2 separate regions of the Mus musculus genome follow, and region 2 is linked to region 1. A link is a contact called in ENCODE Hi-C or POLR2A ChIA-PET data. All regions are on one chromosome and are shown on one strand. The core of a region is the stretch at or near the end of the contact, and the rest is flanking DNA. Distances in the headings are between cores, read along the strand shown.

Region 1 (7,128 bases), core at 761-3,260:
CAGGCTGGCCTCGAACTCAGAAATCTGCCTGCCTCTGCCTCCCGAGTGCTGGGATTAAAGTCGTGCACCACCACGCTCAGCTTTTTTAAAGGTTTTTACTTCAAGACTTCATGTGTATGAGTGTTTGCCTGTATGTTTACATATGTACCATGTGTGTGCCCTTGCCTGAGGAGACCAGAAGAGGATGTTAGATCCCCCAGAGTGGGAGTTACAGCTGAGCTGCCATGTGGGTCTGAGAACCAAATCCAGGTCCTCAACTAGAGCAGCCAGTGGTGGTTGGTTTTTTTGTTTTGTTTTTTTTTTTTTTTTTTTGGTTTTTCAAGACAGGGTTTCTCTGGCAGCCAGTGTTCTTAACCACCGGACCATCTCACCAGTCCCATGCGTGCCACCCTTCTTCTCCTTGTGAGACAGGTTCTCACAATGTAGGAATTTGTTGTGTAGAACAGGCTATTTCAGACTCACAGAAACCAGACTGCATCTCCCTTCTGGACACTGAGATAAAGGCCTAGGCACCGAGTCCCACTTGGCCTTGAACTTCTGATAAGCCTGCTTCAGTCTCCAGTGTGCTAGGATGACATGCCTTGGGACACCAGATCTGGCTTCCATTTTGACTTTTAGCCTGGTCTCTTGCACCTCAGACCAGAAGCTTCATACAAAACAACAAAGTTCGGGCAATTAACAATGCAAAGCAAGCAAACAAAGGAAAGTAACCAGCCCTCAGGATTTCACTCCATAATGTGTTTTCAGCTTTTCCCGGTCACAGAGATGTAGAAGATCCCTTGGACAAACAGCACTTGAAGAAGGTTATTTCCATTTAAAGGAGGAAGTCTGGGCTGTAGGGATAGTACAGTGTCAGGTGGTAGGTCTGCAGGGTCACAAGGCTGGCTCAGATGTGGCATCACTGGGGGTGGGATGGGGGTGAGGTGGCTGCTCCACACTCTAGACCTGTCTGTCACCTGCTCCTACAAACTGAAGATAGGAAGTAGCTTGAGGCCCAGAGAAAGTGCTAAACCGTGGCTGACTGACCATTGGCCTGGCCTGAGGAGACTGAAACCTGTCCTAGCCTGTAATCAGGCCCAGGCTCAGCAGGAGTCAAAGTGAGGACATGCCTGTGATAAAGCCACCCTGGGGTCACCTGAGGTAGAAGGATCTGTCTGAGAAGGGACAGCTGAGATAAAGCTCTTGGGACAGAACTGTGCTCTGTGGCTTTCCAAGGTGGATCCTGTCGGGATCAGGCCTCTGCTGCAGTTCCTGGACACAGTCTGATTGCTCACCAACCAAAAAAATCTAAAAAAACAAAAAACGTGATAGGTGGTAGTAAGGAAATGAGGGCACACATGGGCTAGCACCCTGGAAAGATAGGTGAGCCATGCCCCTCAAATTCCATGCTCAGCAAGCTCAGACACATAAAAGGGCTTTTATGGGAAGAGAGAGTGGACAGGTTGCACAGCAGGTGTTGTCATCGTCTTTCTTTTTGCTGGAACAAGTCATTGATCTTGCCCTCCAGTGACAAGTCTGTAGTCCCTAAGACCTTGCTTCTCTGCGACTTCGACTTAGGAGTAAATACTTGTGTTTATGGCAGCACAAGACTCGCAGGGGAAGAGCCACAAGATCAGATCCAACCATAAGTCTCCAGACGTCTCCATAATCGTAAAGATTTAGCAGGCAAGACCACAAGTCAGTTTTTTGTTATTTGGGTTGGGGGTGGGTAGAATTTAGGAATATCAAATACAGCGGCAAGGGAGCGGACATTGGACCACCAGCTGGATCATGCAAGGACTGAAGGGGAATGAAGTCTGCAGGACTCCATCGCACCAGCGCCCGACCCACGCAGACAGTTAACAGATGCTCGCCCAGCGTGTGCCCAGCGAGCGCCCAGCGTAGCTGGCGTAGGCGCAGGCGCATGGCTTGGGCGCGTGCACGCTTGCGCGCCGCCGAGCTTCCGCCACGCCTGTCATGGCCGCTCTCGGGGGCCGCCCTCGGCCCCACCCTCGGTGACGCGCCGCGAGTCACCTGACTCGGCTGCGGACTGAGACACACACAAGGGAAGTGATCGTCGCCGGAGTCAGATCGTCTGGCTCGGGACCCCCGCGCGCCATGCCGTCCGAGAAGACCTTCAAGCAGCGCCGGAGCTTTGGTGAGCCCCGCGGGCCCGGGGATGGGAGATCCGGGTGCCGGGAGCGCTGAATGCCCGGACGCCGGTGGTGTCTTGCGGGGCCGAGACCCGGCGGGGCCCGGAGCGACGCAGCCAGTGGGATATTGGTCTCGGGGGGGTTCGGTCTCCGGGGTAGCTCGGGTGCTCAGCGTCGCCTTGGCCGTCGGTCGCCGATGGGCTCGGCGTCCCCTGCGGGACTGGAGGCCCGACCCCGGTGGCGTAGGGTACCGCAGGCTCTGCGCGCTTGGCTGTGTCCTTCGTGGGCCCCAGGTCCGGGCGCCCCGCAAGCCTCGGAGCAGCACCCAGCCGCCTTTGCACCCGAAGTCGTCTTGGGCATATGTGTGTGTGTGGAGGGGGGGGTGGCCTTTGTCTCATAACGGAAACTTAACAGCTGTTTTGTTTTGTTTGCTTGTACTGATCTTAAGTTATTCTGGAACAGCCCTCAAGAAAGGAGTGTGGGTTGGGGAAAATGAGCCGTGCACAAACATTAGCTCTGACGCGGGTCCCCAGAGTGGCCGGGGGTAATCTCTCCGAAGCTCCATCTGGCTTGCGATTGTTTTTCTCTAGATTGCCTTCCCTCTCTCCCTAACCCAGCTATTCTGAAGAAAGCGCGGGCATCCGATTGCTGCGGCTTTCCTTTGCTTTTTGACTTTATTGGACCTAAACTGGTGGGCACTGACAGTTGAGAGGTTCCCCACACAGATGTTCAAAGCGGCCCCTTTGAGGAGGCCAGGACCGGTCTTGCTCCTTTCCAGTGAGTTTGGAGGGATTTAGGTTGGAGCTCTAGAGTTTCCACTATCCAGACTGCGGGAATGTTTACAAGGTGGATGGATTTAGGTAGGGCTCACCCCAAACCGACCCTTTGTAGCTGAAGCACCTGGGTGGGGCTTAGGGCGGTGAAGCTCAGGGTCCGCCTAGTGGCAGAGTCCCATTAGCTTTCTGTTATAAATTCTTACACTTCCAGTAAGCAGCGATCATCCCCAGTGCTGTAAGGAAGGAGACTGGCAGCCAGGAGGCCCGTGTAGGCTTGCAGATTCTTAGAAGGACGCGCCCAATTTCCCAAGTTTAGAACTGATCACGTGATTTCAGGCTTCTCAAGTGGTTCCACTGAGTTTTTCTGGGGTGATCCAGTGTTTGCTTCCCCACCCCCAAAACGGTCCTAAACTCCAGGTTACTGGGTGTGTATCCGCAGGAAAGCTTGTTTGCTCAGCCTAAATAAATAGCCCCGGGGAGAATTCCCATCCCTGTGAAGGCATTGCTGCTGCCAGGGGTGGTGATCCACGCCTTTAGTCCCAGCCTTGGAGATGATGCAGCGAGACCCTCCCTCTCAACTACACACCTAGGTGGCTTCAGTACAGGCTATTGGCCTCTGCACAGCTGTCTGCTTAAAAAGTGTCTCAGCTCTTGCAGGTTGCCTCCTAGTTCCCTGGCCCTACAGCCAGCCAGGGCTGGGCAGATCCTCTAGGCCTTCAGTTTGGACCCTTGTTTGCTTTAGTAAAGACAACTATTCCTGACTTTCCCTTTATAGTTGTGGTGGACCCTGCAAGTCTCCTCTTACCAGCTTTAACCATTTCTGCCCTTAGATCTCTGGCCCTGCTCCCATCTCAATGAAGGCAAGGGGTTTCTGCTGTCAGTGATTGGTTGGTTGATTTAAACAGGGTCTCATTGTGTGGCTCGGACTGGCCTTGAACTCAAGAGATCTTCACGTCTGTCCCCTGAATGCTGGGATTGAAGGTGTGCCATTGTGCCTGGCTGGCTGTTTGTTTCTTGAGACAGGGTTTCTCTATGTAGCCCTGATCAGGCTGGCCTCCAACTCCGATAGGGATCCGCCTTCAGTGCTGGGATTAAATAAAGGCATGTGCTACCACAGCCTGGCAAGTTTTGTTTGTGGCTCAAGCTGGCCTAGAGCTTGCCGAGCCGGGTTTTAGGTGCTGTGCGTTTAACTTTTTCTTTTACATTTTATCTGTATGGCTCATTTGCCTACATACATGTCTGCACCCTGTGCATGCCTTGTGCCCATAGATGTCAGAAAAGGGAGTTATAGGTGACTGAGCAGCTGTGGGTGGTGGGAGCTGAGCCTGGGTCCTCCTGGGGAGAAGCTGCTCTGAACTACTGAGCCATCTCTGAAGGCCGGAAGCATAGTGTGCCAGGTGTGTAAGTGGCTGTTTGTTAGAATGAAATCAGTGCAGTGACTAAACCCTGAGGTGGTAGGCAGGTGTACAATGGAGGGTTCCTCTGGGAAGGGGCAGGGAGCCCTGTGTATAGATGGCCCCATCCCATCTGTGGTGTGACGGAGACATGGGGCAGAGGGCTCAGCCAGTGCTTTAGAGTAGAGAAAGGTGCAGGCCAAGTCCATCCCCAGTGGCTTGGCCAGCTGCTTGCACCCTGCAGTGCAGAAAGCTTGCTACAGTGTTGAAAATGAAGAGAAGACTGGCCAAAGACCTCGGGCACAGCATGGGGTTCAAGGTCATCCTTAGCTACCTGAGTTCCAGGCTAAGCTATGGTACCGGACAGCCTATCACAAAAAGCGATGATAGAAGTTATCAGGGGCCAGGCAGTGGTGGCGTACGCACTTGGGAGGCAGAGGCAGGCAGATCTCTGAGTTCGAGGCCAGCCTGGTCTACAGAGTGAGTTCCAGGACAGCCAGGGCTACACAGAGAAACCCTGTCTTGAAAAACTAAAAAAAAAAAAAAGTTGTCAAGGAAGAGGTCTAGAGACACCCCTGCCCCCCAGGTTATACAGGTACCCTGTTCTGTGTGGCTGTCCATCTGGATTAGCAGCCCCTTTGCAACAAGGGCTTTACCCCTTGGGCCATGTTGGTGAGCTCCACTGACTGCCTCCACATAGGACAGTCCCAGCAGACCCTGGCAGTATGGCCCCTGATGTCACTATGTCTCTTTCTTGCAGAACAAAGAGTGGAAGATGTCCGGCTCATCCGGGAGCAGCACCCCACCAAGATCCCAGTAGGTTCTCCTGCCGCAAGAGGGGACCCTAACCCCATAGGAGCCCCCAGGAGTCCCGGGAAACCACAGGCCCCTGATCTGAGCAGAGGGAAAAGGGGCAGGCGGGTCAGACCCTTGTGTCTTCTCTCTGTGGGGCTGGGGCTTGACTGAACTGCACTCCAGCTGTCACTAAGGAAATAAGGATGACTCCTATGCTAGTCAGTGCTGGCATGGCTGCTTTATGGGAAAGGACTCAGTACCCTGTATATCCTGTGCCCCGGTTCTAGACCTTACACAGAGCCGCATGCAGAGTGAGGCATGGACAGGCCACTGCTTAAAATGGCTGTTCTCCAGCTCGACCCCAGGTTCTGGGGAGATTCTGGTATCAAACCTCTTTCCCAGTGTCCTGCATGCATGTCCCTGTGCAGCTTTCTCCACAGCCCTGTTCCATTCTGAAAGAGGCGTATTGTTAAGGGAAGGGGCTGAGACTCTTGCTGTGGGGGGCGGGGGGGGGGGCATGCTGTTCTGAGCTGGCTGGACAGATCCAAGTCCGTCCTCACCTGGGGGTGGGGCTTCCTGGAGTGTGCTTCCTGGGCCGAGCTGTGAGTAGCTTTTCCTGGACTGAAACCGTCCTTCATTTTGTAGTGCTTGCCCGACCTACTTGTAGGAAGCACAGCTGCCTGAGCCTGCCAGGATTTGCACACGGCTTCCTGTGAGCTGTGGTCTCAGCACAGCCAGTGGCTCCTACAGTAGCTATGGGATCTTTGCAGAAAGAGCCGCGAGAGCTGGGCTCCTTGAACAGGGTGGCCACAGTGGTGGCTCCCAGTCCTTCCAGGCTGCAAACCTTGAGGACAGAGGCCTCTTTCAGACCAGCCAATCTGTCTTCCCAAACTAGAGAATAAAGCAGAAGTTAGGGAGTGGGTGAAGTGTCACTGTGTGGCTTCCCAACAAGGGGCTGGGACCTGCTTACAGCCCGTCTCAGGACAGTGAGGTAGGAAAAGCGGCAGGGACGTCCCCTGATGTCCCCATGCTCTGGTGTTGTGCAGGAGTACTCCTTCTCTGCTCTGTTCTCATGGAGGCTGCTTCGCAGCCCCGGATGTGTGGCACCCAGAGCTGGCATTCCCTGTGGGTACCTCCTCCTTGCTTGCCACCATGTGTGGAGGCAAGCACTTTCCCTTTGGAAGTAGCACGTGACAGTGTCCATCTCTGCCATGCTGTGACCAGGCATGGATTTCTGTTGTCCGGGCACCTGGAAACCATGGTATTCTGAGGGTCTCAGGCCCACCAGTGCTAGCAACTTTTTGGTTTGGTTTGATTTTGAAGCTGGACCCATCCAGGTTAGTCTTGAATTCAAAGCAGTTCACTTCCTGAGCCTCCAGATACTGGGATTGTAAATATGTGCCCTTATATCCATACCTAACATACCTAACCATTTATTTTGGTTAAGATTTGTTTGTTGGTGTAGGGTTTGACTATGTAGCCCTGGCTGTCCTGAAAGTCACTTTGTAGACTAGGCTGGCCTCAAACTCAGATCTGCCTTTCAAGTGCTGGGATTAAAGGCATTTACCACCATACCAGGCACACATATGTGTGTGTGTGTATAGTTTACATATATTGTTTTTAATGTTTAAAGACATTTATTGACTTTATATATATGAGTACATTGTAGCCATCTTCAGACACACCAGATCAGATCCCATTACAGATGGTTGTGAGTCACCATGTGGTTGCTGGGAACTGAACTCTGAACCTCTGAAAGAGCAGTCAGTGCTCTAAACTGCTGAGCCATCTCTCTAGCACCCAGGCTGCTTTTAATATTTCTCAATTATTTTGGGGCCAGAGAGAGGCTCAGTGGCTTAGAGCTATTATTGCTCTCACAGGACCTGGGTTTGATTCCCAGCACCCACATGGTAGCTCACAACCATCTGGTCCATAAAACTTGGGCTGAATATGTTGCTGGGTGTGAGGCTCCTGTTTATAATTCTAGCATAGGAGGCTGACGTAGGTAGAGAATACAGAGTTAGGGACACC
Region 2 (7,341 bases), core at 2,403-4,902, 850 kb after region 1:
CTGGTCCCTCTTGAGTAAAGGAATCGGACGTAAAACCAACCCCGTGGCTTTGGGTCTGTGTGTGGATGAGGAGACAAGGGTTAACGCGTATTGGATGGTCAACGGGAATTAGGAGGACACAGGCCCGGCTATGGTCCCATGAGAAGTCACCCCATTCCAGCCACCAGAGCACAATCACCTGGTCCTGGTGCAGCGTGACGCTCAGGGAGGAGTTGATGGGCAGGATCAGCGCTTCATCTCGCTTCCCCCCTGAAACAACAACCGAAGCAGTGAGTTCCTGGTCCTCCCCTCAGTGCTCCATCCCCTCTCACTACACAACCTCAGGAAGACCTCCTAAATTGGCAGCAGACTCAAAGCTCAGTGAACCTTCCCAGAGCACAGTGGAGGTAGGGGACCAGTCCACTTCTAATTCACACTTCCTCCTTCTTTCTCTCACTGCCCAGATACAGCCGAGGGCGTTTACCAGGAATCATGTGCCTATGTGGCTGGTGGTCTATCTCCTCCACCTGCTTGTCCGCCCAGAGGAGTCCGGGTCCTGACCGTGTCCCAGATGGTACCGATCAGAACGGCCCCTCTGCCCAGGACTCCCGCGACCCCAAGCACAGTCAAATCTCCCAGAAAGGGCTGGAGCAATGGCTCAGTGGTTAAGAGCACCGACTGCTCTTCCAAAGGTCCTGAGTTCAAATCCTAGCAACCACATAGTGGCTCACAACCATCCGTAATGAGATCTGACGCCCTCTTCTGGAGCATCTGAAGACAGCTACAGTGTACTCAGATTTAATAATAAATAAATCTTTTAAAAAAAAAAATGTCCCAGAAAGCCTGAGGCGCAGATATCTGAGGGTGCCCGCAGCTCTTAGCTTGTAGCATCACACTTATGTCGGGTTTCTGCACATGCTTGGCTAATTAGGAGTTGTTTGGCCAGGCGATAACAAAAGACCCACTGGGCAGGTGATTTCACCCTTTGCTGCCTACAGACAGACATCTGCACACAGGTAGCTCTCCTGGAACCACAGGGCTGCTCTGAAGAACACAGAGCGGATGCCCTATGGCCTAAGGCTGAAGCCCAGCTGCCCTATACAAGACAGGAAGGAAGACCCTGGGGCCTCAGATGTAGGCACCGCTAGGGTATATGGCTTTGGGTACACTATTTTTTTTTGTTTGTTTGTTTGATTTTTGGAGACAGGGTTTCTCTGTGTAGCCCTGGCTGTCCTGGACTCACTCTGTAGACCAGGCTGGCCTCGAACTCAGAAATCCTCCTGCCTCTGCCTCCCAAGTGCTGAGATTAAAGGCATGTGCCACCACTGCCCGACTTGGCTTTGGGTACACTTATGTGGGTTTCTTCTTGCCCACTGGTCCCAGGTCAGCAACACTTGCATCAAGAAAACCCAGGCAGCTGAGTGCGACAAACTTTGTTTGTTTCAGCCCTGCCCTTGTTCCAAGGCTCTGTTAGCCTGGGAGTTCCACACTTTCCTCCCTGAAGGACAGCAGGCTGCCCTGGCTCAGCTGGCCACCTGGACTTCATCCACAGGGCAGATGGATGCTTCTCCCAGCCTGGCCTGCAGTTTCCAGAGGAGGCCTGATGGCTCCTGCAGGAACCCTACAGAGCCCCAGCAGGAACAAGTATCATACAAAGTAGGTGTATCTATCTGTCTGCCATAAAAGAGGTGGTGTCCCTCCTCCAATAGCTAAAGGTTATGCTTTGTTTTTTAAAAGATTTATTTATTTATTTCATGTATGTGAGTACACTGTTGTTGTCTTCAGACACACCAGAGGATCCCATTACAGATGGTTGTGAGCCACTATGTGGTTACTGGGAATTGAACTCAGGACCTCTGGAAGAGCAGTCAGTGCTCTTAATCACTAAGCCATCTCTCCAGGCCCAGCTAAAGGTTTTAATAGGACTTGAGTCTCAGTGCACAGCAGAAAACCATTAGATCTCACCCCAAATCATGTCACACCAAAAAGGAGGATCTCACACTGAGACAAAAACCAAAAGACACTAACGTTGAAGTGTCTAGAGATGCTGCAACTGCTGGCAAAGGCTTTAAAGCAGCCACCATGGAAGTGCTCCAAGCAGCAACCACGCAAAGAAGAAATGGCCCGCAAAGAGATGAAGTAAGAAATGGGGAGCTGGAGAGATGGCTCAGTGGATAAGAGCGCCGATTGCTCTTCCAAAGGTCCTGAGTTCAAATCCCAGCAACCACATGGTGGCTCACAACCATCTGTAATGAGATCTGACCCCCTCTTGTGGTGCACCTGAAATAGCTACAGTGTAATTATTTATAATAATTATTTATAATAATAAATAAATCTTTGGGCCAGAGAGAGCTGGGGTTGACTGGAGCAAGCAAAGGTACTAAATTCAATCCCCAACAACCACATGAAGGTTCACAACTATAATGTACTCATATACATTAAATAAATTAATTAAATCTTAAGGGTTGGCGTAGCACTGGTGGGAATACCAGCTGGGTACTGCCACCCCAGGGAACCCACAGATCATTAACAGAATGAAGAACTGACTCTTGTTCTCCCAGAGCTGCCAGGGCATTCTTCCTAGGAAGGATGAAAGTTCACACCAAAACCTGCCCATAAATGTGGCAGCAGTTTTCCTGGTAACAACAGAGCCCCTGTTCTAGGGCCTAAGCAACAGTGGGCAATGAAATCCTGCTGCGTCCACCTGGATAATCCTCGGGAAGAGCGTGCGTACTGAAACGAGCCAAACTCAAGAATCTACAGGCTGCGTGGATCCACTTCTAAATGACCACGGTGGAAGGAAGAGCAGAGGGAGACTGGGGTGAGAAGCCCTGGTCCCGGCAATACCTCCCCAGTTTACAAGTGTCACCAGGGAGGGAGGAAGATCTGCCCCTCACCAGCGCCCCTCGGATCCCTGCATGGCAACGCCCCCTTCATCCCTGAGCTACCCTCCCAGCCTTCTCCAGCCCAGCTACTCCAGATCCGGGACATTGGTCTTTCCCTCCAGCCCTAGGACCCTGAATCCCGGCAGCAGTGACCCTCATCTCCAGCCCTGTGCACATCGATCCCGGCACCTGTGCCCCGGTCTCCAACTCCCAGGCTCCCCGATCCTGGTTGTAGTAACCCCCATTTCCACCACTGTGCCCATGGATCTGACGGTGGCGAACTTCCCCCTCATTCCAGCCTGGAGGATCCCCTTTCCAGCCCAGCTACTCTGGAACCCGACCCTCGAGCCCAGGGGTCCCAGTGACTACAGCCTCCAGCTCTATGCCCCGATCCCGGCCGAGGTGACTGTTGTCTCCAGCACTCACAGTACTTGATAACTGCGATGTTGACCGGCGCCGTGCAGGTGACCATTAGGTCCTGAGGCTTTTCTGAGGCCATAACTGAGATGCTGGAGTCCCGAGCTAGAGAGCCCAGCACCGATTACCCGGTGTCTACAGACTCACGCGCTGCCATATGATTGGCCCGCTGGCCGGGCTTTTCCCGTGCTGTCCAATAGGCGACAGGCCGAGCCCATGATCCACTTTTTAGCCTATGGACAGGATCGAATGATGTGCGGCTGACACTGAGCCCGCCCCCGGTGCCTGCAAGCTCGTGGCTGCGAGCGAGAGGCGGGGTCCGCTCAGGGAGTGGAATCTACGCATGCGCAGGAGGTGGTATCTGCGCAGGCGTAGGAGGCCTCCTTCTTACAAAGGTTCCTCCTTCTGGCACAAGCACCACTGGATAGCCTGAGTGACCGTCGGGACAGCGGGGCCATCTGCTGCTGAAACAGCGGAGCTGAAAAAGGATACGCATCTAGCCTCTACGCTGCATGAAAAGCTCACTAGACGGTGAATCCGGAGGGATCCGCAGCCCAAGGTCGCGCCCGAGCCCCACATCCTGGAATCTTCTACATTCACAATCTGACTTCTCTTGTCACAACCTCCAGTCTCCTGGTCCCACAGTCTGGGGTCTCACAGCTTGCCTGAGGTGTCCAGCCGCCGCGCCGGCGGATGTACTGCATCCGAGATGGGCATTTTCTCTCCCAAGCTCCACACAAGCAAGAATTTTGTCGTTTTTTTTTTTTTTTTTTCCGTAGCTGAAATGGATCGGCACATTTCTGTGTCATTCTTACGGTACAGTTTAGTGACCTTTAGTATATTTACTTGATACAACCGTCACCTCTGTTTCCAGAACTAACCATCCATTCTCCAACAGAAACAGATACAACTTCCTGGTTCCACCTCCTGTAAAATCGTGGCTGTTGAATGGCTTAGAGTTCCGAAGATGTGCGAGCACACGATACCCACCCAGGCCACCAGTTCTGTTCCTAGGAGTGTGGATGGTACCTAATCCTTTCACAGCCTTCTGGCTGACATTTTCTACACAGTGAATGGGAGTTGCTTTTTTTTTCCATGCTGCTTTTTCTACGTCTGAGTTTCTTGGACACTTTCCAGCTGCACACCAAAACAGCTTCCTTGTTTGTCTAGACCGTCGGTAATTGACTCAAGCCGTCCCCCTTGGAAGCCATGCACCGGACTTTCCTTGCATTGTGTATAAGAGTGCTTGCGTAGATTCCTAGAAGTGGATGAACCAGCCAAGCAGCTATGTGCCTGGGGCGATGTTGATAGCTGTTGGCCGGCTGCCATCTTGGAAGCTGGATCGATTGCTCAGCTCTCTCTGCTAGAGCGAGAGTGTGTGAATAGGCCTTCTGCGCCACAGTAGACAGCCTGTCAGTCAGGCTGACAGCTGACCAATGGGAGTTCACTATTGTTTCCTTGTGGCTTGTGAGATGGCTCGTATTTTCAATTTCTCTTGCAATAACTTTTCTGCTTCATACACACACACACACACACACACACACACACACACACACACACCAGCAGAAAGGTGGTGTGTTTAATCCCAACACTCAGGAGGCAGAGGTCAGGTGGATTTCTGTAAATTCCAGGGCAGCCTGATCTACAGAGTAAGTTCCAGGGCTACACAGAAACCATGTCTTGAAAAAACCTAAATAAATAAACCCAAAGAAGAAGAAGGGGGGAGGATGTCTCTGTGAGTTCAAGGCCAGCCAGAAGTTCACTGTGAGATCCTGTCTCTAAAAAATAAAAACAATAAGTTAAAGAAAGAAGAGAACAATTAATTTACTCCGGAATGAATAGTTTCACCCATGGGTATTTTTGTACATTATCAGGTACAGAGACCAAGGTCACCTCATGAGCTGAAGGACACCAGTACCTGAAACCCCATATACTTTGAAGCTAAGAGTCAGTAGTAGGTCATCTCTCTACTCATCAAATGTTGTAAATGTCTGTCATGTTTGTGAAGTTCACTGTTAGGTCAGGGATACACACATGCATGAGACATGAAGGGAGGAGAGTCCACCAGGGCTGAGTGACCATCTGCTTGCACCTCAGAGCTTGGTCTGAACAGGCCAGCAGAGGGGACCAACGTGCAGCTGTGGTTCCCAGCCCAGGCACTGGGGACAGAAAACCTCTAAAAGCAACCTCAAAAGGGAGGATGCTGTTTGTGGATTTCTGTGCCCCTGTCGCTTGTCCCTTTGAACTCAGTTCCCTAGAGAAGTCTTCAGAGGTCAGAGTTGTTCCAGAGCACCTGGCCGGCCTGGGTAACCATAGAGACTGGTAGAGAGGTAGATTTCATCCAAGGGTTCTGGTTCCTTGTCAAAAACAAAAACAAAAAAAACAAGAAACAGCTCAGTGCAGGGCTGGCTGGCATGCGCAGCCAATCATGTGGGTGACTGTAGGCTGGCAGCTGTGTTTAGGGGGGCTAAGGTAGCAAAGGTCCGAGGGGAGGTTTGGGGCCTGGGCAGAACTAGGGGAGGAAGGAAAGTTGCATTGAGCAGAGGGGAAGGAGAAATGGTCGGGCCCACCCCAGGCTGGAATTTCCTTGCCCTGCCACAAGAAGCAAATCCCTTCCTTCCTCAGGCCGGGAGGGTCGTCACCAAGCCCTCCTCTGACCTGTGCGGGTTCCTGGGCACCAGCCCTCAGGAGTCATTGTTCCTTCCTTCCCGCTCCCCCTGGCTTGTTCTTTGCCTGGATTTTGGCCCCTGTCACTTGGCCCTGACAAATCAGGCCACTGCACTGGGCGACCTCTAAAGGCCCTCCTTTGTTTGGCCTCTGTGACCACAGCCCAACATGGCCTTTAAACAGGTATGCGCCAAACTTCCACATCTTCAGGAGTTAGGCAGCCTTACCTGAGCAGCCAGCCACTCCTTCCAAACAGCTGTATGCAATTCTGCCAAAAGTGCATGTAGCGTCACATCTTGGAGAGGAGCTGGAGTATTTGTGTGGGGAAGACTAGGGTGGGAGGTGTCCAGCTACATAGCCACAGCAGGGGACAGGGACTGGAGGTGGGGTGGGGTGGGGCATCATCTGTGCTGGGTGCAGACCCACCAGTGCGGCTGCTTTGACTTCACCCATGTTCCTGCCTATAACCCATTACCCATTGCTCTATCAGTAAGCCAAATAAACTTGTTAATTCCTCCGTGTGAACTTTGATGGAACTGTTCCTTAGTTTATCCAAGAAACCCTTAGTGAGAGGGGGTAGACATTGTTTATGTCTCCCCTAGGGAAGGCATTTTTGTCACCCAGCATAGTCAGTCGTCTGGCAGGATACAATAAAAGCAAGGTTGAGTGCGGGAAGAAGAGCACTGGTGTTGGCCCTGAGGTGGGCAATGAGACTGGCAGCTCAAGCTGTGCTACTTAAGGGGAAAGGACATATTGGCATGGTTTCCTATACCCATGAGGCCGTGGTATGTCCCCTTTGAGTATAGCTCATAGGGCAGCAAGACATGGGGATGTCTGTGGGGAAGATCTGGTGACAGTGGTCCTTACTTAGGTGTTAACAAGGGGCATGAGAGCCCAATGGCTGAGGTTTGCCCAGGGACCATGGAGATGCTTTGAGGACAGCTAAGGATCTAGAACAGCCCCTGGGAGTGATGGGGTGGGGTGGGGTGTAGCAAGCTGCTGCAGAGGCAGCCTAGACACTGCGAAGGTTAACAAGACCTACCTGAGGCTATGGTGGCAGCCAGGAGGGAAAGACATCACAGGATAAAGGGAGGAAGGCAGAGGTGGCTGACGTCTGTCCTCTGTGCTGGCCTCCAATCTGGAGAGGAAATGGGATAAAGAGAGAAGAGATGGTGGTATTAGCTCCCATCTTCTCAGAGCTTAGCTAAAGGGTAAAGAAAACTTAAATCAGGTCTGCATTGAAGAGCCCCTTCTGGAAGCCCGGAATCCACAGAAGGCTTCTGGTAGTCGAGATGAAGAGAGTAAAAGAGGCAGAAAACAGCGGTCAGAAAGGGGAGACTCTGGTCCAGTTCGCAGACATGGGGGACTTAGCAAGGGCCTGCTGGGGGAGACC

The links. Hi-C counts contacts between places; a loop is a spot of excess contacts on that map. ChIA-PET counts read pairs that join two places held with the same protein, here RNA polymerase II (POLR2A).
Region 2: a loop to region 1 is called in a map of T-helper 17 cell, with 3 times the contacts of the local background. The contact joins the promoter of 9330133O14Rik here to the promoter of Map1lc3b in region 1. A Hi-C loop is called at or near these places in 1 of 37 maps with a recorded cell type or tissue (T-helper 17 cell). POLR2A ChIA-PET finds 5 or more read pairs at or near these places in 1 of 5 experiments (Patski).

What each region holds. Positions count from the first base shown.
Region 1 is chr8:121,588,428-121,595,555 of GRCm38, forward strand. Map1lc3b (microtubule-associated protein 1 light chain 3 beta) reads left to right here and starts at 2,011. Exons shown (of 4, transcript NM_026160.5): 1 at 2,011-2,137; 2 at 5,063-5,118. The coding sequence starts at 2,098.
Region 2 is chr8:122,440,004-122,447,344 of GRCm38, forward strand. It overlaps 9330133O14Rik (RIKEN cDNA 9330133O14 gene), which reads left to right and starts at 3,653. Exons shown (of 1, transcript NR_045696.1): 1 at 3,653-6,473. Mvd (mevalonate (diphospho) decarboxylase) reads right to left here and starts at 3,419. Exons shown (of 10, transcript NM_138656.2): 1 at 3,291-3,419; 2 at 179-249. The coding sequence starts at 3,363. It overlaps Gm51557 (a long non-coding RNA gene), which reads left to right. Exons shown (of 3, transcript XR_003947483.1): 2 at 1-269; 3 at 444-693. Gm20735 (predicted gene, 20735) reads right to left here. Exons shown (of 3, transcript NR_015497.2): 2 at 6,991-7,086; 3 at 5,265-5,638.